Regions from separate parts of the Homo sapiens genome. Here region 2 is linked to region 1. A link is an interaction called in ENCODE POLR2A ChIA-PET data of the cell type or tissue named here. Cell type or tissue: GM12878. All regions are shown on one strand.

Region 1 (8,000 bases):
ACCTATTCCCTGTCCTCATAGGCCCAGATGCAAATCTCAGCTCTGTTTTATCCCTTAAAGAGGCAAGGTGAGCTCTAGAAATGGCATGGCCGAAAAAAGGATAAGGATGAGGAAATAAATTGGGGTTTGTTCTGGTGGCTGGAGCATTGCTGGTGGAAACTGCACCTTTAGGACAGGTTCTTTCCCAGTAGGGGCAGCCCCAGGCTGGTTCACTAGACCACTCACCTGGGGAGAGCTGAACCCCCAAAGCCAGGTCCAAGAGGAAGAAAGCACCAACTCCAAGCCCTTTGGCTCAAGAAAGGTCCTTGACTGTGAACCAACTGTGTGCCAACCAGCTTTCTCCTAAGAGCTGAAGAAACAGCAGTGCCCCTAGAGGCCAAGAGGAATCCCCAATGTTTGAGAAGTGGATGGCAGAGGATAAATGAGACAGAACAGTTGGAAAAGTGGGAGAAAAATAGGAGAGAAAGTTCCCATAGAAGCTGAGTAAGAGGTTTAGAAAACATTGATTAATAGAAGAATGAAAAAGTGCCCATTGGATTTGGTGAGGGGTGGTCACTGGTCACTTTGACAAAACCAGTTCCAGTGCAGCGATGGATTCAGGAGCCAAGCTGAAGTGAGCTCAAGTAGGAAGGGACTAAGCAATTTCAGGTAGTGAGTAGAGACCGCCCTTTCCAGAAGGCTGACTGTGAAGAGGAAATTGAATGCAGAAAAGGAAGTACCTATAGGGACATAGTGCCATAAAGGAGGAAGTTGCTCTTTTTTTAAGTTGGGTGATAGTAGAGCATGTTTGAATGATAATGAGGAAGAGGAAAGGAGAGGCTGAGAATGTGAACAAATGAGGCATAACTGACGGAACAAGAACTCACAAAGTAGGAAGGGATGGCCCTAGAAGAGCACAGGTGTTGCACAGGTGGGGGAATTAGCCTAGGGTGAGGACAGGAGCAGGCTTTCACTAAGCTATGGAAAAAGCAAGGCGCTCAGGAGCTAGGTGAGGATGTAGACAGGTTCTTAATGGAGGGCCAGAAAAATTAATGCTTGTTGCCTTCCTCGTGAATGAGGAAAATGGTGAATGACGCATCAACAAAAAACAATTTTGTGGCTTCAAATTATTTGTATAAAGATCTCATTTAATCCTCACAACAATCCAAGTGGGTCTTCCAGTTCCAAATCTAGGTTATCCCCCAATTTCTCCATTGTTCTCAGCTACCCTGACCTGGCACTTTTTCCTCCTGTAGCTCTACAATACTGGAACTCCCTCAAACTAATCCTTTCCCAGACATTGGCCCAAGACAACTCATAAGTCTCTCTTACAGCTTGCTATGCATTCAGTGTTTTTCTTCCCCTAAAATTCATGTTGAAGCTTAATCCCCAATGCAACAGTATTAAGAGAGGGACATTTAGGACGTGATGAGCCAGGAGGAGGGCTCTGCCCGCGTAAATGAGACTAGCGCATTATTCAAATGCTGGAGGGAACTAGCTTGGCCCTTTTCGCCCTTCCATTTATTTGCCATGTGAGGACACAGAGTGCGTTTCCTTCAAAGGACAAAGCGACAAGTCAATGTCTTGGAAGCAGAGACTGGGCCTCACCAGACACCGAACCTGCTGGCATCTAGATTTTGAACATTCAACCTCCAAAACTGTGAAAATACATTTCTGTTCTTTATAAATTACCCAGTCTCAGGTATGTTGTTCTAGCAGCACAAACAGACTAAGACACAGCTGCTGCCATTGAGGGAATCCGCGCAACAGTTGGTTCTTTCCCTTCTTATCTCTGTGCCTCAAATGTCCCTGCCATCCAGCAACAAGCAGTTCCAGCACAGCCTGCCAGTGTTCTGGTTATCAGTCCTTCTCTGACCTGTTGCACAAAAGGATGTTAACCAAATCCAGACCTACATTAGGCGCATGGTACCAACTCTTGTCTATAGCCAAGGACTATTACCTGCCTTAATGGGGGTTCAACTGGTGGTGATTTGTGTAGAGAACACTTGATCAGTTATCCTCTTACATTCATTTATTTATTTATTTATTTATTTATTTATTTATTTATTTATTTATTTATTTTGAGACGGAGTCTCACTCTGTCTCCCAGGCTGGAGTGCAGTGGCACGATCTTGGCTCACTGCAATCTCTGCCCCCTGGATTCAAGCAATTCTCCTGCCTCAGCCTCCCAAGTAGCTGAGACTACAGGCTCGTGCCACCACACCCAGCTAATTTTTGTATTTTTGGTAGAGACAGGGTTTCACTATGTTGGCCAGGATGGTCTCGATCTCTTGACCTCATGATCCACCCGCCTCGGCCTACCAAAGTGCTGAGATTAGAGGCATGAGTCACCACGCCCAGCCTCCTCTTATGTTTCTTATATGCACTTAATACCCAAAGGAATATTGGGTGTTACGCCCCATACACCATGGGGCTCTCTGATTCCCAGCTGTTGTTGGCCCCATAGTCTTTCTCCTGGACTTTTCCATTCCCAGGTAGCATCATTACAATATATTTAAAGGGTTGGGCGGGGGAGTCCCATGGTTATTAGTTCATGAAGTGAAAGAGGGGAGAAGGGCAAGGTTAAAGTTGCAAAAAGAATGTGAAAGGCAGAAAATTGGATGAGATCAAGGAAGCAAACCTGTGACTATCAAGTCAGGTGACATTTTTCTGCTTCTGTTCAAGTTGTCTTCAAGGCCACTCTGAAAGAGGAACTTTGAAAATAATTTGAGTAATAATAGCATCATGTGACTAAAACTCACATGTATTTTGGTTATACATTCTAATGTGTTTGTTTAAAAAGGTTTGTTATTGTTGGTCATAATTTATGCAGTCTTTCAAACAGTGCTCTGTTAAAATGAGGTTCTTCTAGCTGAACTAGAAAGGTAATTTTTTTAAAAATGTGGACCCAGGATTCAACTTTGTGCTAAGTATGTTTAAACTTTCCAGTCCAAAAGAAGAATGAAGCTTTTTGACATTGTGAATCAACAATGTGGTTAAAGGTCATAGGTTTAAAAAATCCGACACAGTTTAGGTTTGACTCATGCATTCAAGAGGCAAATCTTTTTGACCCCAAGGTGAAGGTGAAACTGCCTTTGCTGATAGGGCAGCTCCAGAAAGCAAAATCACTTTTGTTTTGAAGGCAGCTGTTTTCCTAGATGCTATCCTTTCATTTCAACCAAACAGATTCATTATGCACTGAGCAACGAATAAAATAAAAGCACGGGTACCATTTCCGATCGAGGAAATTGTCCAGGACAATTGTCCTGGACACTCCTGATTACCTCCTATCCCTTCTTTCACTTTCCATCCATCTCAAGGGCCAACCCAGCAGGTTATTTCACCTTATCCCAGGCTCCATGTGAAGTGTACTGAACACAGAATTGGACTTCTTCAGTCTTGATCCTTGGTGCTAATTCACCCCCAGCATGATGGACACACATCCCCAGCCTTCTTGGTCTGGCTGTTTCAGAGAGCACCTCTCAGCCCCTCCACAAGACTAGACTGTGCCTCTCTAGAAAACAACCAGTAACTCTCATCGTCTATAACTCCCGGGCTGGCCACAAGGCCTTATGCAACAGGTGAGGTAGCCGGGAGTCTTCTCCAAAAACACTGAAGTTCTAATTTGCTCTTTTTCCTTCTGAAGATGTCTCCTTAAAGAAGCCCTTCTGAATGCCATGGTGTGTTGGAGATGTGCCTTTGTATCATGAGTTTCACAGCAAAATCTAGCACAGGCTTATTTTACATCTCCTAAGCCCCCAGTGGATATGAGTCATCCCAAGTATATCAGAGTCTCCTAATCCCGCTCACCCAGAGCCCTACCCAGCTTCAGGCTGGAAACCAGCGCCTCCCAGTCCCCATCTGGATGGTGTCAACAACTCTTTCCTTTCATGAAAACCACATGTGAACATAGGTTTTGGGGTTTTTTTCTATTGGTTTTGGAAGAAAAGAAACACATGCAGGGTAGGGGCACCGTCATGTTGTCAGAGTGATGACTCGGCTTCTGGCAAACACTTGGTCTCATGGGAGGCAGAGAAGAGAAGCTCTGGTAAAAATTAGCTTGGAGATGTTCCTTTCTGTAAACACAACCTGAAAAGATGTAAATCGCCGAGTGGGCAGAGTCCTTGCCTGTCCCAAGTGCAGGCATTTATGGTATCAAAGAAAGTTTACTTATAGCCATTTCAACTTGGGTTTCCTGTGAATGAATGGGCAAGAACGTGAGTGGAGAAGACTTGGATGGAACTGGGCTTTCTTCATGTATTCAGCCCAGTAGAAACCACTGCCCTTTACAGGAAACAGTGAGACACTGTTTGGAAGATAGGTCTAGGGACTGGAAGAACTCTCTCACAACAAAGCTCTGGGTGTACCTTGGATTGAAATATGATTTCAAATGCAGTTCATCCCTGGGAGAAGTGTTAAGACTTGCCTTATATTTCAGAGGTTCTTGGACAGCAGGATTTTCTTCCCCAAAATTATGATGCAAATAATTCAAAGTATACAGCATGGTGGCTCAGGCAGCCCTGCCTTGACAACATAGAGCTGGTAGAACACTGTTTTTATTTATAACTTTAATAAGCAAGGCTCTTCATTAGGTGTTATATTCTATGGCTGTTTCCTCTACAGAATATAGACTAAGAGATGCACATACATCCCTACACATAATATATGGTCCAAACTATGTTTAAAGGGCAAAACTCATTGTTTGGACTCGAAGATCTATTACATTTATATCTAACCCATGTAATATTCTTTTTCCACCTAAATCAATCAGTACATTCATTGAGCACCTTCAAGGTGGGCAGTGCCTTCAGGCTGCCATACATAGAGAAGCCTTAGCTGTGGTCCTTGACTGCAGGAAACCTCATTAAGGAGACACCCAGCTGATGAAATGTTAATTAACAGTTCAAGACAGAACGTGATAAGTGCCAAATGAGAAAGGATGGAATGACCTGGAGAAATTCAATTTAGAGAAAATGAAGGGCACATGAGAGAACAGGCTTCCTTTTTCAGCAGGAATCTTGAACCTGTCTCCAGAAGGAAGAACTTCTGAGTTTCAGGAAGGATCTCAGCTCATCTTTAGAAAGAACTTCTAAATTGGGAAAGCCAACATAGTGAGGTTGCCCAAGGCATGCAAACAGACTGAATCACCATCTGTTAGGGAAGCAGAAACAGGATTTTCTACATTGAGAAAACTAAATAACCTTTAAAATTGGCTTGAACCTGTGAAATAGTGACAGGAGCATAACTCAATCTGCACCTCCCTGGGGAGCTGGGAGCTCTGCTGGGCCTCAAAAAGTAAGCAGCCTCTAGAGGGGTAGACCCTCTCCTCCCACGTGCTCCCAGACCACCCACCACTATCACCCACCACCTGTTCCCTGGCAGAGCCCAACCCACAGCAAAGCCATCTCTATGGCAACAGAAGCTGGACACTTACTAAGAAGTCAAGATGGATGCATGCATGGTGTACTTAAGGTCCGTGCATTTCACTGAATGTAATTTTTCTTTTTAAGAAATCTATAGAATATGTAGTCTAAAAAGTACTGATGTCTGCAGCTTACTTTAAATTGTATCAAACAATAAGATGGATTATGGATAAGAGATAAGTGAAAAAACATAGCAAAATACTAATTGTGGAACCTAGGTGGTAGGTATATGCGTATTCACTGTACAATCTTTGGCTTTTTTGTATATTTGAAATTTTTTATAATACGTTGGGGAGAAAATCCATGTAGCTCCATCTGTTGAAGAGCACAAATGGCTTTCGGCTCCTGCATATTTGGAACACCACAGAACATAATAATGTAGGTTTCTTGAGTTCTCACTGTTCACTAAGCACCTTATGTGAACTGTCTCATTTATCCTCCCAAGCACTTATGAAGTAAATACCATCATCTTCACTTCATAGACAGGAAAGCCAAGGCACAGAGAACACAAAACATTTGTCCAGAGTCATGCAGGTGGTAAATGTCAGGGTCAGGATTTGAACTCAGGTTCTAACTGACTCCAGAAACCAAAGCTGTGACTCCCACGCCACTCTTTGGACCCAGATGTGGATGTCATGGCCTTGCCTTGAGGAGAAGCCACTTGGTGTTGGGGGAAGGTGGGAGGGGTGACTGCATGGTAGCACTTACATTGCTTCTAATGGGTTTCAGATGGGTTTGGTTCTTCAATTGTTCTGTAATTGTTAATGGACACCTAGACTGCCACCTGCGAGTTTTGTTCTGGTTTCATCTCCACCCCCCGCTTTTTTTTTTTCATTTTAAACAAGTGTATTTAAACAAGATGACTTGGAGGGAAAGCTATCTAGGACTTATTTCTTTTAGAGTGATCTATCCCTACTTAAAGACAGACTGCCCTACATATAATGGCTGCATACAAAAAGGTTGCAAGATCATCCTTGCTTTTACAATGATTAATGAAAAACATAATTCTCCGAACAAGGCATGCAAGAATTGTTTACATTGTTTGTGTTGTTGTTAAACAGTGAGAGCAAAATAACTTCCTGGAATATAAACAGCTGAATCAGCATGCCACAATGGAGAAAAATGACATTTTCACAGAACCACTAATTTTTCCCAACCATCGCCATCTGATGTTGATCAAAACATATCATTGGCCATTTAGCTTTTTAAAAATGTGATAGCTTGTGCACACACACCAGTTACTTTAGGTACAGTCATGCATCACTTAACAGAGATACATTTTGAGAAATGTTCAATGATTTTGTTGTATGAACATCATAGAGTGTACTTACATAAATCTAGATGGTGTAGCCTACTACACACCTAGGCTGTATGGTATAGCCTATCATTCCTAGGCTACAACTCTGTATGGTACAGAGTACTGTAGGCAACTGTAACACAATGGTAAATATTTATGTATCTAAACATAGAAAATATACAGTAAAAATATGTATAATAGGTGGGACGTGGTGGCTCATGCCTGTAATCCTAGCATTTTGGGAGGCCGAGGTGGAATGGGTGGGGGGAAGGGGATCACCTGAGGTTGGGAGTTCGAGACCAGCCTGACCAACATAACAAAACCCATCTCTACTAAAAATACAGAAATTAACCGGATGTGGTGGCAGGTGCCTGTAATCCCAGCTACTCGGGAGGCTGAGGCACAAGAATTGCTTGAACCTGGGAGATGGAGGTTGCAGTGAGCCAAGATTGTGCCCCTGCACTCCAGCCTAGGCAACAGAGCAAGACTCTGTCTCAAAAAAGAAAAAAAAAATGTATAATATGTATTCTGATTATGGGACCACTGTTGTATATGCATGTATATCCATTGTTGACTGAAACACGGCACATTCAACACATGACTGTACAATAAAGCGATAGGGAAAGGGAAAATGAAAGACTAGAGAAACTGCTGTAGTTGTCAGGATGTGGTGGAAAGAAGTCGTGGTTTTCTCATTGAGAACATATTCTTGGTCTGTAGGAACAGAAATCTGGAATAACGTAGCCGGCTCCCTTTTTAGTAGGTACTTGCTGTCTGATGCTGGACCCCATCAATTGTATCTTCATCCTCCATGTGCACCTGTGCAGGTGTGTCTGTTTGACTGATTGGCTGCCTATCAAATCAGAATCTGCTCTACCTCACTGGCAAATCCTGTCATTCACAATAGGCTTTCATTAGCTTACTAAGTGATATATGGCTCTTAACTTTAAACTGTACCACAAACCATCTTCCCTGCCACCTTCAAATTCATGTGACTGTTGTTTTCAGTCTTGACTCCTGCCGTAGGCTTTTTGTCAGCCTTGATGAGTGCATGAATGTCCTTAGCTGCTGCAGCTTCTCAGAAGAGGTCCTAGGTCCCTGTTGAATGAATTTGATCTCCTATTGCCCCATGGAGTTGCTTCCAGTCATTTGTTGAATGTCTGAAATATGAACAGCACTGTGAATCAGATCCCTGAGGTCGTTTGCAGCTCCCTCATAGTTTGCAAAAAGAAAAAAAAAAAAAACATGGATGATATAATACTCTCACCCTTCCTGTTAAATTTCAAAGTCCCTAAATACTT
Region 2 (8,000 bases), 540 kb after region 1:
TCTTTAACCTGTGGCTAAGTGGTTAACATGGTAAGATCAAGGAATAGAGGTGACCTATGGGGGATGTGAGTTACTAGTGTACTAGTATCTTAGATGGGGCTTTTGTACCCACTTTATATTTCTCAAAACTACTGAGGAAAAGGATTCCAGCTCATCTTAGGATGCTATCATCAGGGAGTATGTACTATCTATGCATGGCAGCTATCTAATACAGTAGGCAGTAGCCCTGTGTAGCTGTAACTATTGGTTTATGGCTTAGCATTTGATCTATCCTGGATAATGTTCAATAAACATTTGATTAGAATGTGTATTCTGCTGTTGTTGAGTGGAGTGTTCTATAGATATCTGTTTTTTAGTGTTGTTCAAATCTTCTACTTTGCTGATCTTATGCCTACTTGTTCTATTCATTATTGAAAACAGGGTATTGAAGTCTCTTTAATTCTGTTAGTGTTTGCTTCATCTATTTAGGAGATTGGATGTTTGGTGCATGTATGTTTATAATTTTTTTAATCTTCCTTTTGTCATTGTAAAATGTTCCTCTTTATCTCTAGTAACATTTTTTTGTTTTAATGTCTGTTTTGCCTGTTATAAATACTACTATTCTAGCTTTTTTATGGTTGCTGTTTCCATTATATATCTTTTTCCATCCTTTTACTTTCAGCCTGTTTATATTTTTGCATCTATTGTATGTCTCCATAGACAGCATATAGTTGGCTCTTGTCTTTTTATCCAGTTTGCCAATGTGTGCCTTTAATTGGAATGTTTAATCCATTCACACTTATTGTTGTTATTAATATAGTTGGATTTTAAGCTGTCATTTTACTTGCTTTTATATGTTTCATGCCTTTTTTGTTCCTTATTTCTCCTTTATTGCTTTTTCTTAGATTAAGTGAATATGTTCTAGTGAACATTTTAATTCTTTTCATGGTTTTTTTACTATATATTTTTGAAAATATTGTCTTATACATGGAGATTATACTTGTAGTTTCATTCCTAGACCATTTAGTAAATTTCTGTTAGTCTGTAGTGTACCAGAAATCATTATTGCATTTCTTCTATGCATAGTTGGTATAACGTAGGAGGTAACTAAATATAGATTGATTATAAATGAAGATAGAGAAAAGAAATTTGATTCCTTTTTGTCTTCTGTATGACAGGCATGCTATCTGCCAGATATGAAGTCAATATTATTAATATTATGGTTAACTTGATTTTAATAATTTAAAAAAATACTTAGTGCTTTTCTATTATAAGTGCAAGAGATTGGCTAAGTACCATGGAGAGTAGTAAGATCTACAAGAAGCAGATCTGTCATTTTAATGAGTTTTACCATCATTTCTGCTACATTATAGACTAAGAGAAATTCTTTGGATGGCCTGGGAATGAACTCTCTCTGTATAATATGTGCATGTCTTCCCAGACAGGATACAGCATATCATAGGTAAAAACAATAGCGTTTGAATCAGATAGAACTGGCTTAATGTCTGAGCGTCTGCCACATAGTATATGTACCAATTCTTTATGAGTTTTAGGCTCCAGATTTGTAGGGTTTATAATATCTAATTTATAAATTTGCTGTTTGTGTCGAGAGAAAGAACTATTGTATATAAAACCCTCAGCACAGTGCCTAACACCACATGGGATGTGATTAAAAATTCCAAATAAGAAATAAGTACTCAAAAAGATGTAAAGATACAATATCTGTGTAAAATTGGAATGTCTGTTTCCAAAATACACCAGAAAGTAAAAAATATTGAATACTTGTTCATCACAGGTATTTAATATTTGTTGAATGACTGTTGAATTAATTTGTTACATTCTTGGTGATAGTAATTAAGTGTGTAGTATCGTTTTTAATGTCTCCCTCACCCCCCTGCAGTGGTTTCATGCTCAGTGTTCATAGGTAGATTCTTTGGGGGCTTTGGTGGCCTACCCTTTGTGAGGCACTCATTTTTCCTAAAGTGTTATATACTATATGTTTATTTTTTTTAATTAAGAATACATATTTCTTTTTCTGTCTATAGTAAAAAACAAAGTTTTTACTGACACCTGTAATTCTGGTGGTATAGCACAGAGTTCCTTCCAGCCTCCTTCCTTTTTATATTTGAAACTGCCTATTCAACATTAAGAAATGTGGCTCTGGCCACGCACCATTGTTCATGCCTGTAATCCTAGCACTTTGGGAGGCCAAGGTGGATGGATTGCTTGAGTCCAGGAGTTCGAGACCATCCTGGGCAACATGGTGAAACCTTGTCTCTACAAAAAAAAAAAAAGAAACAAACAAACAAACAAAAAAACAAGAAACAGGGCTCCTATTTCCACAATCTGTTTACATTTTTGCTGAGTCTCAGAATGCAGAGAAACTATTGCTTCAGAATTGCTAGCACTGTACCTCTGTGGGGTATACAGTAGCATGGGGCCTAATAATTAGAGTTAAATATTTAATTAGAGTTAAATATTAGTTTAGAGTTGTTTTTGTCTTTAATCTTTTTTTTAATGTATGGTAAATCAAAATTGCTTCAACTATTTATATCTTTGAACTCGTTGTGTTGGTATGTAAGAAAGCTATTGATTTTTTTTGAGTGATAAATTTTATATTCTGCTTTTTTACTGAATTCTTCTATTGTTTGAGTTAATTTTCTCATTCATCCTCCTTGGGTTTTTTTTTGCATGACAAAGAGTCTTTACTTTTAAATGATTATCAGTACACCAAGTAGTAACATGTAACAAGTTCTTGAATTCTGTCCTCTTTGATTAAGTAACTAAAACTGGCCCAAACAATTATACTAGTGTTCATTGTTCTAACCACTAGCAGGAATGGACTACCAGATATTGCAGAAAAAGGCCAAGACTTCACCCCTCTTCTGCCTAAACTGCTTCCAGATGGTTCTCTTCTCCTGGGTCTCCTCTACTTTAATGCTGCAGCTGCCTTGGGATCGCAGGGCAGCAGCCTCCTTGGCCTTGAACTCTTTCTCCCTCTGCAGGCAATATTGTTCAATTTCACCTTGAACTGCTGCTTTGGCCTGCTTCTCCCTCCGGTTCTTTCACTGCAGGTCTCAGACACCCTTTTCAGCAACCTGCAGCAGCTACTGGATCCCCTGAGACTGACTGGCCATGACAGCACCAACTCTGAGGCAGAAGCAAGCAGCCTAAATCTCTCTCTCTTTTTTTTTTTAGAGAATGAATCATATCTGCAAATAGAGATGTTTTACTTCCTCTTTTTCAGTTCCTAGAACTCTAATTTCTCTTGCCTAATTATATTGTTTAGTGCCATCACTACAGTTGTGTTCAATAGTAGTGGAGATGGTGGGCATTCTTGCCTTGTTTCAGTCTAAAGGAAATGCTTACATTGTGTTTGCATTAAGAAAGATGCTGGCCCTGAAGATTTTATCTTTGAAATATAGTACTTTTGCAAGGTACTTCAGGATTACTTGATATGGGTCAATTGTTTTGCCTTGGTACTCAGTGAGTCCTTTCAAAATGTAGATTCAGAATTTTTATTATCTCTGGCAAAGTGTTTTTTTTTAAGATTATAATTTTAAATATTAATTCTGTTATTTTTTTTCTTTTTCAGGGATTCCTATTTTATGCACATTGGATCTTCTTTGCCTGTTTTACATTCCAATCATTGTGTCTCTAAACCTCTTCTTTCTTTATCTCATTTTTATTCTTTTGGTTCTTTTTCTACCTTTCTTTAATACCCCTTTTAAAATTTTCATTCAGTAATTTTATTCGAAGGGCACCTTGCAATTTAGTCTTCACATCTGATTATTTTTGCTCTCTTGATTTCTTTCCTGTTGTCAATCAATCCTGATTTCTTTTGTTAATTTATAACTTTAAAAAATTTATAATTTATATTTATATTTCCTATCTTCAAATGCTTCTCTTGAGGGTATTTAATTCATTTTGAAGTGTCGTGTTGTTTCCTTTTGCTTCATCATTTATATTTCTTTGTCGGTAATTTTTGCCAGTTGAATTGTTTTGATTTTCATTTTCTGTTTTTAGTACTTACAGATTACTTGCATCTTCTTATTTCTTTGGACAGGATTGGTGATTTGATTTTGAGGTAGCTTGCAAGATTCCTAGTACAAGAGTACCCTCTCTGTTAGAATTACAAAGTATGTTTTCTTAGTAGATGGCCTTTTGGTGGGAGGGCGTGCATGCATAGGACCAGTATATGTCCCCAAACTATTTCGAGATATGTTTTGTAGCAGCCTAAATTTTTCTCTCTTCTTTTCTTTTCTGCCTAAAAAAGAAGGGTCTTACTCTGTCACCCAGGGCTGGAGTGCAGTGGTGTGATCATGGCTCACTGCAGCCTCGACCTCCCCAGCACAAGCAATCCTCCTGTCCCAGCCTCCTGAGTAAATGGGACTATAGACATGCACCACCATGCCCAGCTAATTAAAAAAAATTTTTTGTAAAGATGGGGTCCCACTGTGTTGCCCAGGCTGGTCATGAACTCCTGGGCTCAAGTGATCTCGCTTTGGTCTTGCAAAGTATTGGGATTACAGGCGTGAGCCACTGCACCCAGCCCCTCTTATTTCTTTTTTTCTGTTATTTCACAGTTTCCAAAGGACTGCTCTCCCCTTACTTTTTTTTTTTTTTAAGCTAATTTTCTCCGTGAAACTTTCCCTTTCTACACTACCTCATTGAATCATCCTCTCTTTCAAGTCTTTCCCTTATAGGCTGCTCTGATCTACCAAGAATCTTTTCCAGTATTTTCACACTTAGGGTGTTCTTTCTCTTTCTGTTGTTGATTTTCGTTTACTTTTAGGCCTGCCATTAACTTCTGCTTGCTTTGTTCCAGGCAGTTTTTTTTCTATACTGTTGGAGGTCTTTGTGAAGTTTTGTGATACAAGCATGAAAATAGTTATCTGGAATTTAGGGTTTATATTTCTACTTATATATAATTTGAGGTTTAGAGATTCTCTGTTTTGAAGTTAGGCTTAAAGCATGGGTTTTGGTCCCTTGTTGTTTTTTTTTTTGGATTTGGGTTGGGAGATTCAGACTTACTTAGGCATCATCAACTTCTCTACCCAGTATTTAAATTGGCTGTATTTTGTGAATGTTTTCTGGTAATTTTTTCTTTTGTGTGATTATAATCCATTGTAGAAAGGTTAAAAATATTCTACACAGATATTTGTGGATCATATCTTAATTATTACCTTTTTTTGGTCACATGTAATTCTTCATTGAAGGAAGACAGGTACATTTCTCCCCTGCCCCCCACCACCAAATTTTTAATGTCAGCATTGGCATTTAAAATCAATAGAGGATCAAAAATCACTTTCATTTAAAAAATCTCCCAGTTAAATGTACCAGGTCTAATTTATTTCCACATTTTGAAAAGGAATTTATTTGTTGCCAGCAGCAGTTTTTTGGGATCATTATTACGATGATGACATTGGTGTTGCTGCTGATACATATACATTTGAAAGATGTTGATCTATTAAACTTTCTTCATTTAACCTCTGTTGATTTTGAGGCATACCATCTGTTGCTTCTTTTAGGCTAGAGGATATTTTCTTTCAATTGAGATCTCAAAGAAAATTAGTTCCATAATTCTCATTTTAAGGAAAGGTGGAATTATAAATATATTAAAATATAATAGAATGGCTTTTCTCTTTTACTAAAGACCAGTATGTGTCATATGAATAGTTTTTTCCTAAAAATAGAACATTTTAGTGTTATTTAGGTAAAAGATATTACAGAAACCTTACAACTGTAGTCAGTGAACTTAAAAGGGGGCATCTAATCTATATTCTGTCATCTCCAATCAACTGTTACCATTTTTCTTTATATGAATTTTTATTGTTTATTCTTAAATTTTATACCATTTTCATCTACCTTCTCAACATGTCCTAAACACTTTCCTACTTTACTACAAGCCTTTTCTAATGTTCACGTATGAATTTATTTTTAAAATTAATAAGTTTCTCTTGTTTTTCTTTAAAATGTAGCAATCCATATTTGTTGACATTCTTTTCTTTAGAACACTTTAGAAGCAGAGTGGTATTTATTTCCTTTTCCTTTCAAGTTAATCCTAAATAAATCTTTTTGATAACATCGAACTTTCTGATAGAAAACAGAGTTTCTTAGGAAAACAAATTAGGTCAGTGCCTGCTGAAAAACTGATTTATGTATATATTTTTGATGACATAAAATTTCCTCTTTTTGATTTTTGCTATAAAATTATGTTTAATGAATAGATTGGTAGTGTATAGCTAAACCGTAGGGATAAGACACAAATTTTAAGTTATTGATTTAATGTTGATAAAAGCCCCACCGTTATGTGCAAAAAACACACCCCTGAGTTTGTACAGATGTTTTATTGTGATAGATCTATTATCCAGCTATTAGAAGATAAATGACTGATCTTTCCCATTTTCCATGCCTCAAGAAAATTGAAATAAGAAGGGGAATATCATTTGGGCTGTATGATTAGGGAAGGTTGGATGGCCATTAATTTAAGGGAAGAAAATCTTGGCAGCATTGGCCAACTTATACCATATTATCAATCAAACCTTGATGCACTTCTTGTGATGACCCAGCACTCTCAGGTTTTTGCAATGTTAATTAGAATTCATGACAAAATAGATGCAAGGAAACGTTTTGTACCCTTCATAATTTTATAGAAAATTTATTGTTATTAGAGGAACCATTTGCTTAGTGTGATTTTTTTCATTACCAGCTTGTCAACTAGCATAGATAATCTAGAGAAAATATGAACTCCATAGATGGGGTGTCACTTTTGTTGATGGTTCATGTAGTTTACCTTGGAGCACAGCTAATGGCTGAAGTTCATAGCAACAGCACAGAAAAACGTGGCAACCAAGGGAAGATAAATGAACCATGTTTATTGCTTTAATATAAAAAATACATAAATGGAAAACTGCATTTGAATTTGATGAGCTCATTGCTGGTTTTGTTGGAGTGATTTATTTTTTCCCTGATATGAAAAGCTACTATTGACACAGTGAGATGGAAGTTAACTGTCTGTTTTTTGGAAACCAGTATTTTTGGTTTTAAAATCTGAGTAGATCATTTAATTTTAATTCTGAATATTTTATAGAATATTGAACATTTAATAAACCAAAATTATTAATTTTCCTTGTAGTGTTTAGCCCAGGGTCAGATTGTTAAAACTATATGATTAAGTATCTAAAATGATCAGTTTTATTTTGTAAAAGTACTCTCTTTATATGCTTTTTAATTATTTTGATGTTTTCTTAAACTTTATTTGGTTCTATTTAATTAATGATATTTGTTAGTACCTTAGAAGGTGTTAGTACTTTAGAATTATTGTGTACATGTAGCTCTTGGTTTAATGAATTTAATATTATATGGTAGCTGATTTTCCATTTAATTGTTTAGTATCAAAACACATTTGGAAGAAAATAATTGCTAAGACAGAATAACTTGATTTTACATAGTATTTTAAAAATTGAAACTGTGAATTACCTGTTCAATTTCATGGATCATTTTATCCTAGATACTATCCTTTATTTTTGCACTTTAACACCCTTTACCAATTGATGTTGATATTAATATAAGGTTGATAATACATATATATAGATGTTTATATCTCACAATGAGTTATTCTAGAGTTTAATGTCATAAACTTAGTTGTAAGATATTTTAAAATGATACTAATTGTCACTTTATAGAAATGTAATTATCACAAAATGTAATTTCTAAAGAAATTATGTCTTTTGCAGAAGACATCAAAATGTGATTGAAAGCATGAGCTTAACTTCCTTGCCATATCTATAACAAATAGAAAATTATATATATAATACATTTTTATATAGTTCACACAAATAATCAATTCTGTGCTTTTTCGATTGAGGTGCATACATGCTGGGACCAGCAGGCACCAGTACATGGTTAGGGCTGGAGTCAATAAATGCAGCTTCACGTTTATACTGATTGGTAATTCATAAAATCCCCACAGGACTTGAAACTTGTTTAGCATAATAGCGAGTCTATATTCTGAGCTG

The links. Peaks named below come from ENCODE experiments on the same cell type or tissue, not always from the same donor. Only the 100,000 strongest peaks of a DNase experiment are listed, where the experiment ranks them.
Region 2: POLR2A ChIA-PET joins it to region 1 with 6 read pairs; 1 of 35 experiments calls an interaction of 5 or more read pairs at or near these places.

What each region holds. Positions count from the first base shown.
Region 1 is chr5:78,753,334-78,761,333 of GRCh38, reverse strand. The region is part of intron 3 of LOC124900191 (a long non-coding RNA gene); the gene reads left to right. Among named protein-coding and RNA genes, the nearest start is that of LHFPL2, 110 kb to the right of the region's middle. RefSeq lists enhancers at 96-195, 791-920, 3,607-3,656, 4,227-4,286. In GM12878, a CTCF peak has its summit at 367; DNase peaks (open chromatin) are centred at 2,723, 3,003, 3,403 and 3,913; H3K4me3 peaks cover 1,675 bases; H3K27ac peaks cover 3,986 bases.
Region 2 is chr5:78,217,301-78,225,300 of GRCh38, reverse strand. All of the region lies in intron 6 of AP3B1 (adaptor related protein complex 3 subunit beta 1), which reads left to right. It also overlaps the pseudogene ATP6V1G1P6. Among named protein-coding and RNA genes, the nearest start is that of AP3B1, 73 kb to the left of the region's middle. RefSeq lists an enhancer at 3,149-3,258. In GM12878, a CTCF peak has its summit at 2,972 (motif pointing left); a DNase peak (open chromatin) is centred at 3,090; H3K27ac peaks cover 217 bases.